Regions from separate parts of the Homo sapiens genome. Here region 1 is linked to region 2. The links are chromatin loops, found by intact Hi-C in ENCODE. Cell type or tissue: prostate gland. All regions are shown on one strand. Links, peaks and the distances in the headings refer to the core of each region. The heading gives the core; the rest is flanking DNA.

Region 1 (7,371 bases), core at 753-5,752, 59 kb after region 2:
TACCTGACCCATATGTTCCCAGGCTTTTCCAGGTGTGTCTTCCCAACATGCTGAGGATTTGACACCTTTACTGCCAAGCCATGACCCAGGCCCCACCATCTCTCATCTGGATGATTGCAGCCACCTCCTGTCTAGCTCCAAGGCTCCAGATTTGCCTCCCCCAGTCCATCCTTCACATTTCACATTGTCACTATTCCAGTGAGATTTCTTTTTTTTTTTTTTTTTTTTTTTTTGAGACGGAGTCTCACTCTGTCACCCAGGCTGTAGCGCAATGGCACGATCTCAGCTCACTGCAAGCTCCACCTCCCAGGTTCACGCCATTCTCCTGCCTCAGCCTCCCGAGTAGCTGAGACCACAGGCGCCCACCAACATGCTAGGCTAATTTTTTGTATTTTTAGTAGAGGCAGGGTTTCATCATGTTAGCCAGGATGGTCTCGATTTCCTGACCTCGTGATCCGCCTGCCTCGGCCTCCCAAAGTGCTGGGATTACAGGCGTGAGCCATCCAATGAGATTTCTAAAAGGCAAATGCGATCAGGTCCCCACTGTGAATGAGATGAAGTGCAAGCTGTTCAGCCTGAAACTCAGTGACCCCCAGGACCTGTCTCTCAGCCTCAACCTTTTCCGTTTTGTCTTTGGCTATCCCTGCCCATATCAGTTCCTGCCACACTCCATGCCAAAAATGTGCATGGATTCTCTTCCCTCTGGTAAAGGAGGCCCTCGTCCCCATCCCCTGTGTTCACAGATCAGCATTCAATCATTTCTTAAGTCTCACCTTACACAAGTCACCTCTTCTGGGAAGCCCTCCTGATTCTCCAGCAGACATGACCTCCATTGGACCCCCCACTACACTGACTAGATTTTGCTAATGTCTCTGTTTACAAATAGGTATCCACCAAGTATGCACTGAAAGACTCGAGGGTGAAAACCACAGCAGAACCATCTCTGAATCCCAGGACTTGGCACAAAGGGATGCTCAGAAAGTGTTTAATGAAGTAATGATTGGATAGATGGATGGATGTGTGCATGCCTGCATGTATATATGATGGGTGGATGGATACACGAATGGAGAGGTGGGAGAGAGATTTGAGGATGGGAGAATGAATGGATGGATAGATGGACAGATGGACAGATAGATGGATGAATAGATTCATTCATGGCTAGGTGGGTTAGTGGATGGATGGATGGATACATGGATGGATGGATGGATACATAGATGGATGCATGGACGGATGACTAGGTGATGGGTGGACAGATGGGCAGATTCATGGATGAATGGATGGGTGGATGGATGGGTGGGTTGATGGGTAAATAGATGGTCAGATTCCTGGATAGACGGATGGATGGGTGGATGCTTCAGTGGACAATAGGTGTATATGTAGGTTATTATTTTTAAGCCCAATTTGAAAGTATTTTTTCTGAGTAAAAAAATTAAGCTTATTTATTTATGACCCAAATTGATATGGTTGATCTTCTAAACCTTTGCTTTATGCTTTTTAGGTTTTGTGCTTATTTTTTGTGCTCCTTCTTTTTCCTAAAAAAAAAATTTATGTGAGTATGAATATGGTCATTTGGGGGTTTTATTCCTAACCAGTGATTTTTAAAGTATGAATCCTGTGGGCTTTTTTTCATTCTATAAGAGATTACCTTTATGTTGCTGATAAGGTTTGGCTGTGTCCCCACCCAAATCACATCTTGAATTGTAGTTCCCATAACCCATACGTGTTGTGGGAGGGACCTGGCAGGAGGTAATTGAATCATGAGGCTGGTCATCCTTATGCTGTTCTTGAAATAGTGAGTTCTCATGAGATCTGATGGTTTTATAAGGAGCTTTTCCCCCTTTGCTTAGTACTTCTCTCTTCTGCTGCCCTGTGAAGAGGTGCCTTCTGCCATGATTGTAAGTTTCCTGAGGCCTCCCAAGCCATGCAGAACTGTAAGTCAATTAAACCTCTTTTCTTCATAAATTACCCAGTCTTGGGTATTTCTTCATAGCAGTGTGAGAACAGACTAATACAGTTATTAAAATTGTTTTTTAGTTTACAAGTCTCTACAGGTCAAAGACAAGAATGAGCTGTTCTTTTGACTTCTTCCTTTTAAGGAAAAATAGTGAATCCACTCTCTGTTCAGCAACCAACCTCCCTATCCCCTACTGACGCAGGATTTTTCTTGGCCACTTTGAATGCTGGAGACCTCCAGCTGGCGATGCCCATGCCCAGGCCTCACTCAGCCCCAGGCTTGCCACAGGAGGTGCCCCACCCACTTGGCCCATTGGGCCATACTTGGCTTGCACTCCAGTGCAGATCCCACGGCCTCCATGACTGCACACTCAGCCCCTGGCAGGAGGAGGTGTATGGACGAGTGAGTGTGGGGTCTGGCTGGCCACTCCAAGCACTGGCACAGGAGCGGGCCCTGTACAAGGCTTGTGGCTGGACCAGGCATGTTGCAAGCAACTCCCATGGTGGACTCTAGTGTCCAGACAAGCAGAAGGCGGTGGCACCCAAGCAGGGAAGCCCATGACCCTGAAGCCTCAGAGGGGTGTTACAGGGTGCTAATAGCTCTTTTAGTCCCACTGCAGCCCAACGAATGGGGGCATGTTAACAGCTCTGTCAGTCCCATTGCCCCACTCCAGCCTGTGGCTCTGGGGCTGGCCCAGCCCCACCACTGCTTTCCATCATATGGGGCAGCTGCCAAGCACCGATGGTGGGGCAGAGGGCTACATTGTTACTGCCTTCTTCATACCCACATTCGGTGGGGTCCTGAGTTCTTGTCCCATGTCCAAGAAGAATGAGATTATGCTGACAATCAAAAATTGAGAAGGGTGGAGATGAGTTTTATTAAGTGATGAGCCAGCTCTCAGTGGAGAGAGGATGTGAGCATGGTACCCCACCCAAAGTTGGGTGGTTTCTCTCCCAGTGTGACTGGGTCCAGAGCTTTTTATGGGCTCAGAATGGGGGAGTGTGTGCTGATTGGTTTGTGAGTATTCAAAAATGGCTAAAACAAAGGCAACATTCAAAGGTGGGCAAGACAGTGTAAAAAACCAATTAGGGAAGGGTAGGTATATGTAAAATAGGTGAAGGGTGGGGATCAATCAGAGGAAAGTGCGCCAAATGGGAAGAGAGGTTCTCAAGCCAGTCCGTGGATTTATCTGAGACTTGTAGCTTGGCCTTCAGGCTTTAAACTGCCTTTGGTTTGAAGGTGGGGTTTCACCAGGAACCCACCCCTATCTACTGAGGCATTTGATTGCCTCCTGCGACTATCACTACCCTACCACCAGTGGAAATGTTGGGGGCAGTAGATGCATCAGGAAGATCAGATGCCTAGGGCCCATTCCCCAGGATGCAGCTGGGTTGGAGGAATGCAGTGGTTCTGTAGACCAGTGCCTTGGGCTCCCTTCTTGATTCAGCCTCTGACTGTGCCTGCCCACGGAGCCTCTTTGGTCAGCTCTGGCCCTGGCCCAGAACAGCCCCCGGTGGGTCTGTCGATACCAGAGCTGTCATCGTGCCCCAGGAGAAGCTGCCATCCAGCATGTGTGCCCGAGTTCTGGGTCGATGATCTTTGCTATAGCAACCAAGCATTTTGAATGGAAATGCACACTGAGTAATTGAAGGCTATTTTTTCTCTCTGCTAAAGCAAGAGAAATCCCATGTTGGCTGTCATTTATATGCAGGGTGCTCCAATCCTGTAAAGGAAGACCATGTTCCGAGAGAAAAACATTCCGAGGCAGAAGGGAACGGCACAAGCTGTGGGCCTGCCCTGCCAAGCTGGGGGCAATTCCTTCACACATATCATGCTGTTTAACTCCCACAACAGCCCTGTGAGGTGGGGACACCAAACCCCATTGCATATGCAAGGGACAGGAGAAGAGATGAAACCCACCCCTCATGGGCAGCAACTAAACAGTGGGATGGGATTCTGACCCCAAAGGTGTGATCCCACGCCATGTCTTATCTGCCTTGACTGCCGGGTTTCCCTCCCGTGAACTCCTCCTGACCTTCTCCTCTGCCCCCATTGGCCTCTCCACCTGGAGAACAGAGGATTTCCCTAAGGAGACACGTGAAGGTTAACAGCACAGGCCTCTAGGGGAGAAGAGCCCTGGCTGGAGTCCTGGCTTTACCTCTTTCCATCTAGGAGATGGGGGACACATTTCATCGTCTATCTGGAATCTTCATTTTCTTAGCTCCACAAAGATAGTGGAGCATGACCTTCTGGGGTTGTTGAGAGGATTAACGAGGTAAAAGCCCTGGCCCGTGGATGGCACTGGCAGGGACTCAGGAGGAGGTGGCATTGTAATCATCACAGCGCAGCTCTCTCTGGTTGGCACAGTGTGCTCTGAAGGCTCTCCCTTCTCCCTCCTGGCATCTTTCGTCTCCCAGTTGGGTTTCAGAATCCGTGACTGTGAAGACATGGCCTCTCATTTCTTTGCAGCTGCAGAGAAAGCTCCAACACGAAGCTGAGACAAGGAGTGAGGCCCCCAGAAGAATGGGGGTAGGAACAAGGAGAAGGGCTTGGGACCAGGCTTGACTAAGTCCTATAGCTTCGAGGGATGAAGATGGAGGTGACAGAGCTTGGTGGTTGGGGTAGTGGGAGAATCCAGGATGCTTAGTGTCATGGAAGCCAGGGGAGGAGGAGGCACCAAGATGGAGCATGTGTGCCAAGCCCTCAAGGATGCAAAAAGGCTGAGCAGTGAGAAGCCATGGGGAAGGAACTGGATTTGAAAATGGGGTGTGGGGGTTGGGGGCTGCTGGAGACCTCAGGGGAGCAGGGGTATGCAGGGCACAGAATATAGACCACTAAGCTGGGGAACCTTCAGTTACTGAGTGCAAGTTCCCAATGGGTGATAAGTTTCCTCCACGGTAACCCAGCCTGTTGTTATCCAGCTAATACTTGATTACCTCTGTTGATGGGCAATTCTCTCCTCCCAAGGACAATTGCCCTATTTGGGGACAGCTCTAAACAGTTCTTGGAAGGATTTTCCTTTTCCCTTAACTCAAGTCTGTTTCTCTTTATTGTCTTGTTTTGCAATAGTATTTTATTTTTTGAACATTTTCCAAGTGTTTAAATTTTGTCAAAAACATATAAAATCTAATATTTTATTCTAAAATTAATATTTATTTATAATGTTATTTATACTTAAAGATGAGTTGGTGGCTTAACAAGGAAGATCAAAAGACTTTCTCAATCCCCATCTGCACCATCAATGTCTAAAAATGCTAAAATGATGAAAGGGAGGAATCTACTCCAAGGAAACTGGGTGAAACTGTAAGTAAAAAACAAAAATATGACAAGAGCTATTTCCTTGGCTTTATAGATGTTGATATTTGCTTTATTGTGTCTTATGCAACAGAACATTTTCAAAGAGTATTATGCTCTCAGTTAAGTAGCGGCAGCACTTTGAGAGCAATCTTTCAGAGTTTAAAGAAAAAACGAATGAAATATTTTAAACATGGATGTGATGAGAGCTTTAGAAGCCAAAAATTGTTTGTTGCAGCTTTTCAAAGCAGAAATGAAAAAGCCAATGAAGCATCTTACAGAGTCGCCGCATCGCACTGGCTGGAGAAGCCTGTACAACAACCAAGAGAAGAGTATAGCCATGAACGTGGACATCGCTCATGGCTGCTGGCTGAAAAGTCAATGGAAGAAATCACAGCATTGCCACTTCCCAATGATATGGTAACTCACTGAATAAATACTGAGCTGCAAACATGAAGATCGAGTTAATATTTTGTTGGCAGAATTGTGCTTTTTCCTTACAAATGGAAGACTCTAGACATAGCTAGAGTTGCTATGTACTTGCATCGGTCTGGCATCAGCACTAACTTATCACCAAAGAAGGTCTTTTCTGTGACTTCTTGACAGCAAACACAAGTGATGTTGAAATATTCAGGCTGTGGAATGGCTTTTAAAATCTCATGATTTATTCTGGAACACTGTGCTGACATTTACATTGACGGTGTCAGAGCAATGCCCGGTGAAACTGGCCCAACACTTACACAACGAAGGCAGAGACAGCAAGCCACACTGGCAGTCACGGCGCTCATCATGGCCACATGCTTGTCCAAAAGAGGAAAAAATATGTCCTTGATGACAGTAAAAATTATTAATTTTGTTAAACTGCAGTGCTTGAATACACAACTTTTTAACATTCTACATGTCAAGATGAGGGGTACATAGAAAGCATTCTGCTCCAAGACGAAGCACAATGCTTGCCTTCAGGAAAAGCTCTTGTGCACGTGTTTCAGTGGTGAGCTGGACTAGCTCCTTTTTCATGGAACACAATTTGTACATGAAAGAACAACTGACAAAATATGATTATACAGATTTGGGTATTAGATATTTTCTTCGTTCAAAAATAAACAAAGTGGCTGGGCGCCATGGCTCACACCTGTAATCCCAATGCTTTGCGAGGCCAAGGCAGGAGAATTGTTGAAACCCAGGCGTTCAGGACCAGCCTAGGCAACACAGCAAGACTCCATCTCTACAAAATAAATAAATAAATATATATATAAATAAATAAAGTAACCCTGTCATTGCAAGGAAAACAACTGACAGTAGTTGTCAATAAAATGTGACTTTCTTGTGAAAATTAGAGCTTTGGAAAATGCGTGATCACCATTGTGAATAGCAGCTTCTCAATATTTAAAGGCCTTTCTGATGTGATCAGTGCTGATATTAACATGTGTGATCATCTTTATTGTTGTAAAAAACACATAAGAAGTGCCATCTTATCCATTTTAAATATACAGTTCAATGACAGTGAGTACATTCACGTGGTTGAGAAACAGCTCTCCAGAACTTCTTCATCTTGCAATTCTAAAAGTCCATGCCCACTAAACACTAACTCCCCTTTCCCTACCCTCTGTTCCTGGTAACCGCCATCCTACTTTCTGTTTCTATGAATTTAACTGCTTTAGACACTTCACATTGTGGAAGCATGCAGTATTTGTATTTTTTTGTGTGTGATTGGCTTGTTTTATTTAGCATAATATCTTCAAGGTTCATCCACGTTGTAGCATGGGACAGGACTTTTCTTTTCAAGACTGAATAATAGTTACTGTATCTACATACACATTTTGTTTATCCATTCATCTGTCAGTGGGCATTTGGGTTGCTCCCACCTGTTGGGTATTGTGAATAATGGTGCTAAGAACATAGGTATACAAAATATCTCTTTAAGACCCTGCTTTCAATTCTTTTGGATATATACCCAAAAGTGGGATTACTGGATCATATGATAATTCCATTTTTAATTTTTTGAGAAACTACCATGCTGTTTTCCATAGCATTTGTGCCATTTTATAATCACGCCAACAATGCACAAGGCTTCCAATTTCTCCATATCTTTGCCACGTCATTGTGGTTTGGGTTTGCCTTTC
Region 2 (7,371 bases), core at 1,243-6,242:
CCTTGGAGGTCCCAAGTCCTGCCCTCGGTCCTTGCGATGGGGAAACTGAGGCCCAGAGGGATGGCGCCTCGATCGGGATCACACACCAAGGAGCAGCCCCAGGCTCAGCGCTGTGTCTCAGGTCCTGAGGCTTGCTTCACGTCTGCATCTCAGAGAGAGAAAGAGCGAAGGGAAGGACCCAGGGCTGGGAGGGGCAACACAACTCTGTTCTATTTTCTGGGTCTCTAGCAAGTCCTAGGAGTTTTGGAAGGATCCTTTTCTGACATTTCTGAAGGACAGTAATTCAGAATCGGCTCCAAGGCACCCAGCCTGCTGTGTTGCTCTTTAAGGAGGAGGGTGTTGAAGTGACCTATGAAGTTGTGAAGTTGTGAAGCCGTGAGGCTGGATCTGCACAGAGCGTCCACGGAGCAGAGCCCCATCTCCAGGCTTCGAGCAGGTGAAGCTGCTGCTCATTAGCGGGAAGGGGTATTGAACACCCCATGTGACTCTGGGCCCGAGTGGGCTCCTGTGTGCTTATGAGTGGGATCAATACCCCTCCAGCCGCTATCGACAGGAACAGTGCTGCTACCCAGCGGGGCCTCCCCATGGGCCCCCCCACTCAAGCCCTGCCACTCAGCACACGTTAGAGAGAGGATGTGAGGCCACAAAGACCCGAAAGTGTGACCAAAATGCAGGTGTGTAGCCACAGAGCACCACCGAGGGCTCTCCTCTGGTCTCGGGTAAAAGCGAATGCAGAGCCCGCTCTTCCAGGCGCTCGGGCAGTGGGCACCCTCTGTGTGGACAGCTGCTGCACAGGCACTGGCCCTGAGCTCACTTTGGACCCTGCTCCTTCCCAGCTGGGGGCTCTGGGCTAGTCACAGCCCCTCACTGAGGGAGGCAGTCCCTCAATGGCCTTTGCCCACCTTTCCTGTCTTTGATCTTTCAGCTCGAGTTTCTCGGGTATTCCTGTGTCCAGATGCCGGGTCCATGGGGCCCTCACTCCTGGGGATCTGCTGGGGGCCGACTGCAATCACCAGAAACTAACTCCGACTGCTGCAAACAAAGAAGGAGCTTACTGAAGGACATTTGGGTCACAGGACAGAAGTAAGGCCAAGGAAGTGGATCTGGGGCTGAGGAGGCTCTCAAGGAGGTGGGGCCAGCAGCAAGAGCCATTCAACCACCTCACCCAGGACCACTGCTGAAATTAACCACGCTGTTTTCAGCCAAGACTCACTGTGTCCCTACCCTGGACCAAGCACCGTCCCAGGCCTTGGGGATTGTGCAGGAAATAAATGAAAAGACAAAGCTCACCCATTTCTTCCACGCCTGCCCCCAACCACTCAAGATGCAAAGTCCTAGAGCAGAAGAGCTGATGGATGGGCTAAGCTCTGGGCACTGCCTACCCTGGGCTCTTGCTGGGCAGTAAGAGGATGTGGCACAGTCTCCAGCCACCCTGGGGCATCCAGACGAGGGAGAACCACGAAAAGGGAGGCAGTGGCCCAGAGAGGCTGCAGGCAGGTCGCTCCTGGAGAGGGGAATGGTGAGCTGAGCGAGAGGGAGGCTGAGGCTATGGGGCAGGGCCCGTGTTTCTTGTGGCTGGATGGAGGGCACTGGGGCCAAGAGAGACAAGGGCATGGGAACAGAAGGGTGCTCAGGAAGACCAAGGATGCCAGTCCAGGGATGAGCTTCACCCCTAGGGCAATGGGGAGCCTGGATTTTGGGAGACACAAGGAGTGTTCGGGGTTCGGTGTTGAGGAAGGAATCCAGGGGAGACAGGAAAACGGGTCAAGTTCACGAGCAAGGGGCGTTTCTTGTCCATACCCAGGACAGGATGGGCCCAAAGTGACTCTCTGGGTGCCCATGTGGTGTCCTCTGAGTCTGTAGCAACAATAATCTCATGAGGTCAGTCATAATGCAGGCTCGGCTCCCAGCCAGGGTCGCAACTCTGCTTGAGGTAACTCATCACCCTTCCAGCCAGCCCATGAGTAATGCATAACAAATGACCACCAGTTTATTGGCTCCCAGTTCTGTAGGTCAGAAGTCCAGCAGGGTGTGGCCGGGTTCTCTCCCAAGACCAAAATGCAAGTGCCAGCCCAGTGGAGTCCCGTCTGGATGCTCTGGAGAGAAATGTGCTTCTGAGCTCACTCAAGTCCTTACAGTTGTTGGACTGAGGTCTCTGTTCCTAGGCAGCTGTCAGCTGGGGCCACCGTGCCCCTGGAGGCAGTCACACTCCTCACCATGTGGCCTTTTCCAGCCTCACACTCTCAACGGCACATTGAACCTCATGCTTCCAATCCCTCTGACTTCCTCTTCCTCCTTCCACGAGGGCACATCCTCTGCTTTTTAAAGGCATCACCTGATTAAACCAGACCCACCCAGCTAGTCTCCCTACCATGAAGTCGACTGGGCATAAGCAGAACATATGCCCGGGAATGACATCTCATCTTCGTCAGCTCCAGGGATTAGCACAGAACATCCTCAGGGTGCTGTACTGGGTTGACCTGTTCCCTCAAAATGCATGTCCTTCCCAGAACTTCAGAATGCGATCTCATTTGGAAACAGGTCATTGCCGATATAATTAGTTAAAATGAGGTCACACTGGAGTAGGTGGATCCTTCATTCAGTGTGACTGATGTCCTTACAAGAAGAGACACACAGACAGAGACACAGGCAGAAGGCCACGTGGTGACGGAGGCCAAGATCAGAGCGATGTACCTACAAGCCAAGGAGCACCACGCACTGCCCACAACCCCGGAGATGAAGGGGACAGGGAACAGCTTCTCCCCTAGAGCCTGCGGAGGGGGCGTGGCCCTGACAACACCTTGATTTCCGACTTCTGGCCTCCAAAACTATAAGAGGATACATTTCGGTTGTTTGGGGTATTTTGCAACAGCAGCCAAAAGAAGATAATACAAGGTCCATGTTTAGAAATTCTGCTTGTCATGCATAGGAACTCATATCCTGTCCATTTTGCAGATCAGAAAGCTAAGGCTCAGAGCAGTGAAGAGCTTGCCCGAGGTGACAGGTGAGCAGCTAGCAGGCAGCAGGACTGGGTCTGGCACCCACACCCTGAACCTCTGCTCCTTCTATGTCCCACAGAGGGGAGGGGTTCATATGGTCCTGCTTAGGGACAGAGTGGAGAGGGTCCAACTCCCAAAGCTCGTGCTCAGAGAGGACTCCTCGGAGCCCCCCCAAGACCAGGATGACAAGCTGGGCAGCAGAATCATCTACCATTGCAGGCGGAGCAATGGACAGTCAGAGATGGAACTGGTAAATATCACAATTTCTCATCCACGCCACAACACTTAGAGAAAGAGGGAGCGATGGCTAATTATGCCAGGGTGACTGGCATCATGGGACTGTCCCAGGCAACCAGGACACACAGTCCTCTCCATCCGAGGCACCGGGTGGCTGAGAGCTGAGCGCACAGCCTGCCCGCAGAGTCTCCTTCCCGTGAGGCCCCACAGCCGCCGCCTGAAGTTCCAGGCCTCACTTCTCCGCAGGACTCCATCACTGGCTCCCAAACACGGTCCTTTGAGCCTCCTGCTCTAATTGCAGGCAGAGATTACTCCCACAGTTTCAGGGCCAACAGCTGGGCTAAGTGGCCGTCCCCAAAACCCATTTCCTGCCTGGCTGGGTACGGAATGTTCTTTCCCTCTAAGTAAAATAAACAGGTCTGAACTCATTGGACTTTTCTATTTGCCGTCCACTAAAGCCTTCTAGCTCCTGGGTTTTTATACAACTAAGATTTATAGTATCTATTCTCACCAGTGCAGAGTCCCCAGATAATGCTAATAGATGGCTAGTGTTGCCAATAAATCCCTCCAGCGGTGGAGAGAAATATCTATTTCAGATGAGTTCTCCAGAGCTAATCCACATTCCGAGTGGTGGAGGGCACTTAGGCTGAAACAGCTCCACTCAACAGGCGAGGGCACTTCCGCAGAGTCTGGGCCTCTGCAGCCCACCTCTGCATCCTGGCACCCACAGAGATGCCAGGGCCAGAGCTTGTGGGGCTAGGAGCATCCATCCACCTTTGCAAAATGCTTCTGAGATGGGTCAACCAGAAGGCCACACCCGGTCTCACAGAATGGGGCCCAGAGGAGGTACTCAATACTCATGGGTTGAGGAATTGATCAGTCCAAATACAGCACCCTCCCCCTAAGGTGGCCTCCTGTCCCTCCTAAGGTCCCCACCAGCCTCGAGTTCACCCAGGTGAGCTATCTCTGAACAGAGCTGGCCATACCCTCCCTGATGCCTGAATCCAGGCGTCAGGTCTCTCTGCTTCCAGCCCCTCCCTCCTAGCCTTGCTCCTCTCCTGCGGCTAAGGAAGGGATCCCCTACGGGGTCCTCATCCCATGCCCAAATCACCCATACTGAAAATGAAGCTTCCCGTGCAGAATCACGCGAGCACACTCTGCATTTTCCCTCCAAAGCAAGAGTGGTGATCGGCCAAAGGTACTTGAGGGAACCCCCCACTGCATTCAAGGCCCTCCGTTGTGAGGGCACAAGCCACCTTCCCTGGGCCCCGCCAGGCCTTGGACATGCCCAGGACCCCCCAGCTTAGGCCCTGGCTTCCCCAGCCCTCTGCAGGAGACCTTCTCCGTAGCACTGTCCCCTGCTGAAGTCACCCCGGGTTCCTGAGATCCAGCACAGATGCCATCTTCTCCAGGAAGTTTTCCCAGAGATTCACTTCTCTGAAGGCAAACCTCGCACCATGCACTGTCCCCCTGTGGGGAAGACAGCAACGGACAAAACCATGACATGTGCGCAGAAAGCTAGAAGGGAGGATTTCGAATGTTCTGAACACAAAGAAATGTTCAATGATGGAAGTGCTAATCATCCCGATTTGATCACTACACATTGTATGTGCGGAAACATCACTCCGCACCCCATAGATATGTACAATTATTATGTATCCATTTTAAAAAATACCCCGTTCCTCCTCCTGGGGAATCGCGCAGCTTGGCCAGTGTCGTTCCCATCCCAGGGGGCTGTGTGGATCTTGGCCAGGCTATCAGAACCTGGGCCATGTCTGGGTGTGCAGAGGCCTCTGTGCTGGGCACCTCTGCCTGCTGGGCAGCGGCCCAAGCAAGGGCGGCCTCATTCCAGGACCACAGGTGAGTCCTGGAGAGGTGGTGGGCAGAGAAGCAGCCAGCCTTCATCTTTCATTTGAGATTAAATAGGGTGTGTCAAAATTATTTGCCAGTATTACCACAAGGACAGAGAAACAGAAACCTATGTCGTCCCCGTAAAAGCTCATCTGCGCTGGGGGCGGCTCTGGGGGCCAGGGCACCTACACTTATTCTCACGCAATTCTCACAGCAACCCCAGAAGATGAATCCAGTGTGGACCACGCTTCACAGGCGCAGGCGTTGGGGCTAAGGAGAAAGTAGGTCTCCCCCACCAGGCAGCCTGGCTGGACTCAGAGCTGGAATTAGCACATGGCTGGCTCTACCTGGCTGCAGCTGTGCTGGGTGAGTAGAAGGGATCCTCCAGGGTTGGGGCAGGTTAGCCCGAGGCTGGCGAGGCTGGCGTGGCTGGCAGTAACCATCTCTCTTCACACGTCAGAATCAAGATTTGTCGTGATGAGGCCTGGATTTGCTTCCTGGCTCCACCCGTGACCGAATCTGCAACCTTGGGAGAGCTATTTTCCTTTTTTTTTTTTTTTTTTTTTTTTGAGACGGAGTCTTGCTCTGTCGCCCAGGCTGGAGTGCAGTGGTGTGATCTCGGCTCACTGCAAGCTCCGCCTACCAGGTTCGTGTCATTCTCCCGCCTCGGCCTCCGGAGTAGCTGGGACTACAGGCGCCCGCCACCACGCCCAGCTAATTTTTTGTATTTTTAGTAGAGACCGGGTTTCACCGTGTTAACCAGGATGGTCTTGACCTCCTGACCTCGTGATCTGCCCACCTCGGCCTCCCAAAGTGCTGGGATTACAGGCGTGAGCCACCGCACCTGGCCGGGAGAGTTATTAATTCACCTGGACCTCAGCTTTCCCATCTGAAATTGGGGAATAATAATACCCTCCTCGTGGTTTTCATGAGAAGCCAGTGATGAAGGCAGCTACTGTGCTTCCCAAGATCTTTGCCTTGGCACGAACGCTCACAATATGGAACCGTCGCCGGTAAACTTTTCTGCACTTTATGAACTTACCTGTAAGGGGGACATCTTACTTCCGTAATTGGGAAATAACGTCTTTAAGAAAATAGCTTTCTGGTCAAGTCTGGAGATAAAGATAGGGACAGATTTGCTGTCGTTAATTGTGGGAATTAATGGAGCAAAGCGACAGCTTTTCCTTCCCTGAGTGCTGTGTATTAAAAATTTCTCTCGTGCATCCTTTCAACATACAATTGACATACTTGTTTAGCTCCAGCTGTTGCACTTGTTGACGTTTTTGTTGCTCCCCTTCCAGATGTGCTCATGCATGCGGGGGGCCCAGATGGGTCTGGCCAGAGGTAGCCAGGTCAGACAACTTCCAGGCTCTTCCTGGTCCCTGCACGGTGTGGCTCTCACATGGGGGCATGAACCCAGAAACAGCAGGTTCCTGCTTGGGTGACCTCCGGATTCCAGCAGGGTGCCCGACAGCCTGGGGGCATCGGGGCTGCTCTCTCATGCGCCTCCTGCTGTTCCCAACACAGGGAATTCGGAACATGGGGCAGAGGATGGGCCTGTCCCCCTACCTTCCCCACTTCAGCTCCAAGCCCAGCCTCTGCCAGTCCTGAGCCCACCAGACCAGCCCACAGCCCAGAGGGTATCATCAGCCACCTGCAGGCATGGCCAGAGCTGATCTCTTGGCCACAGACCCTATCTCCTGCTTGCCAGGGGACAAGGCTGGACCCCATGCCAGATGGCCAGTCAGCCCAGTCAGCTGCCCTCCCCAGCACACCGAGTGCCTCTCGGGCCTCGGGGGTGGTCAGGCTGGATGAGGGGCTGCCCCTGACAGCCTTCAGGAGCATTCACCTGCCAGTGCCCAGAGGGTTAGCTCAACATCAGGAATCAGTTTGTGTCATGAATGACCACACTTTTCCACAACTAACCCTTGAGCTGTTCCTGCACATTCCCATGTTACAATAACTTCTCCAGGTATCATTTCTGGATGCACCTTCTGCCCCCTACCTTCCCTCACCACCCCATTGGAGGTGCTCCTCCCACCCCACTTTTCCACCCCCACCTGCCAGTCTCCCTGATTGTCCTCATTCAACACTTGACCTCACGAGGTCAGCCTGTGCGCTCACTCTCTCTCTCATGTTGTCTGTTTCCCTCAAAGAGTGTGAGCGCCATCAGAGCAGAGTCCTCCCGGGCGGAAGGAGTAAACATGCGCATAAGCAGCAGAGCTGAGTGCTAAGCCCGGCAAAGAAGGACATTTATTGGAAGACACTGGGTGGGTCACAGAAC

What was found. A loop is a pair of places that touch in the nucleus more often than their neighbours do. Peaks named below come from ENCODE experiments on the same cell type or tissue, not always from the same donor. Only the 100,000 strongest peaks of a DNase experiment are listed, where the experiment ranks them.
Region 1: a loop joins it to region 2, with 3 times the contacts of the local background. A loop is called at or near these places in 2 of 110 quality-filtered maps.

What each region holds. Positions count from the first base shown.
Region 1 is chr22:47,228,961-47,236,331 of GRCh38, reverse strand. No RefSeq gene overlaps it. Among named protein-coding and RNA genes, the nearest start is that of LINC01644, 250 kb to the left of the region's middle. In prostate gland, for the core only: no CTCF peak of the experiment used is centred there; no DNase peak of the experiment used is centred there.
Region 2 is chr22:47,288,912-47,296,282 of GRCh38, reverse strand. No RefSeq gene overlaps it. Among named protein-coding and RNA genes, the nearest start is that of LINC01644, 190 kb to the left of the region's middle. In prostate gland, for the core only: no CTCF peak of the experiment used is centred there; a DNase peak (open chromatin) is centred at 3,572; H3K27ac peaks cover 1,496 bases.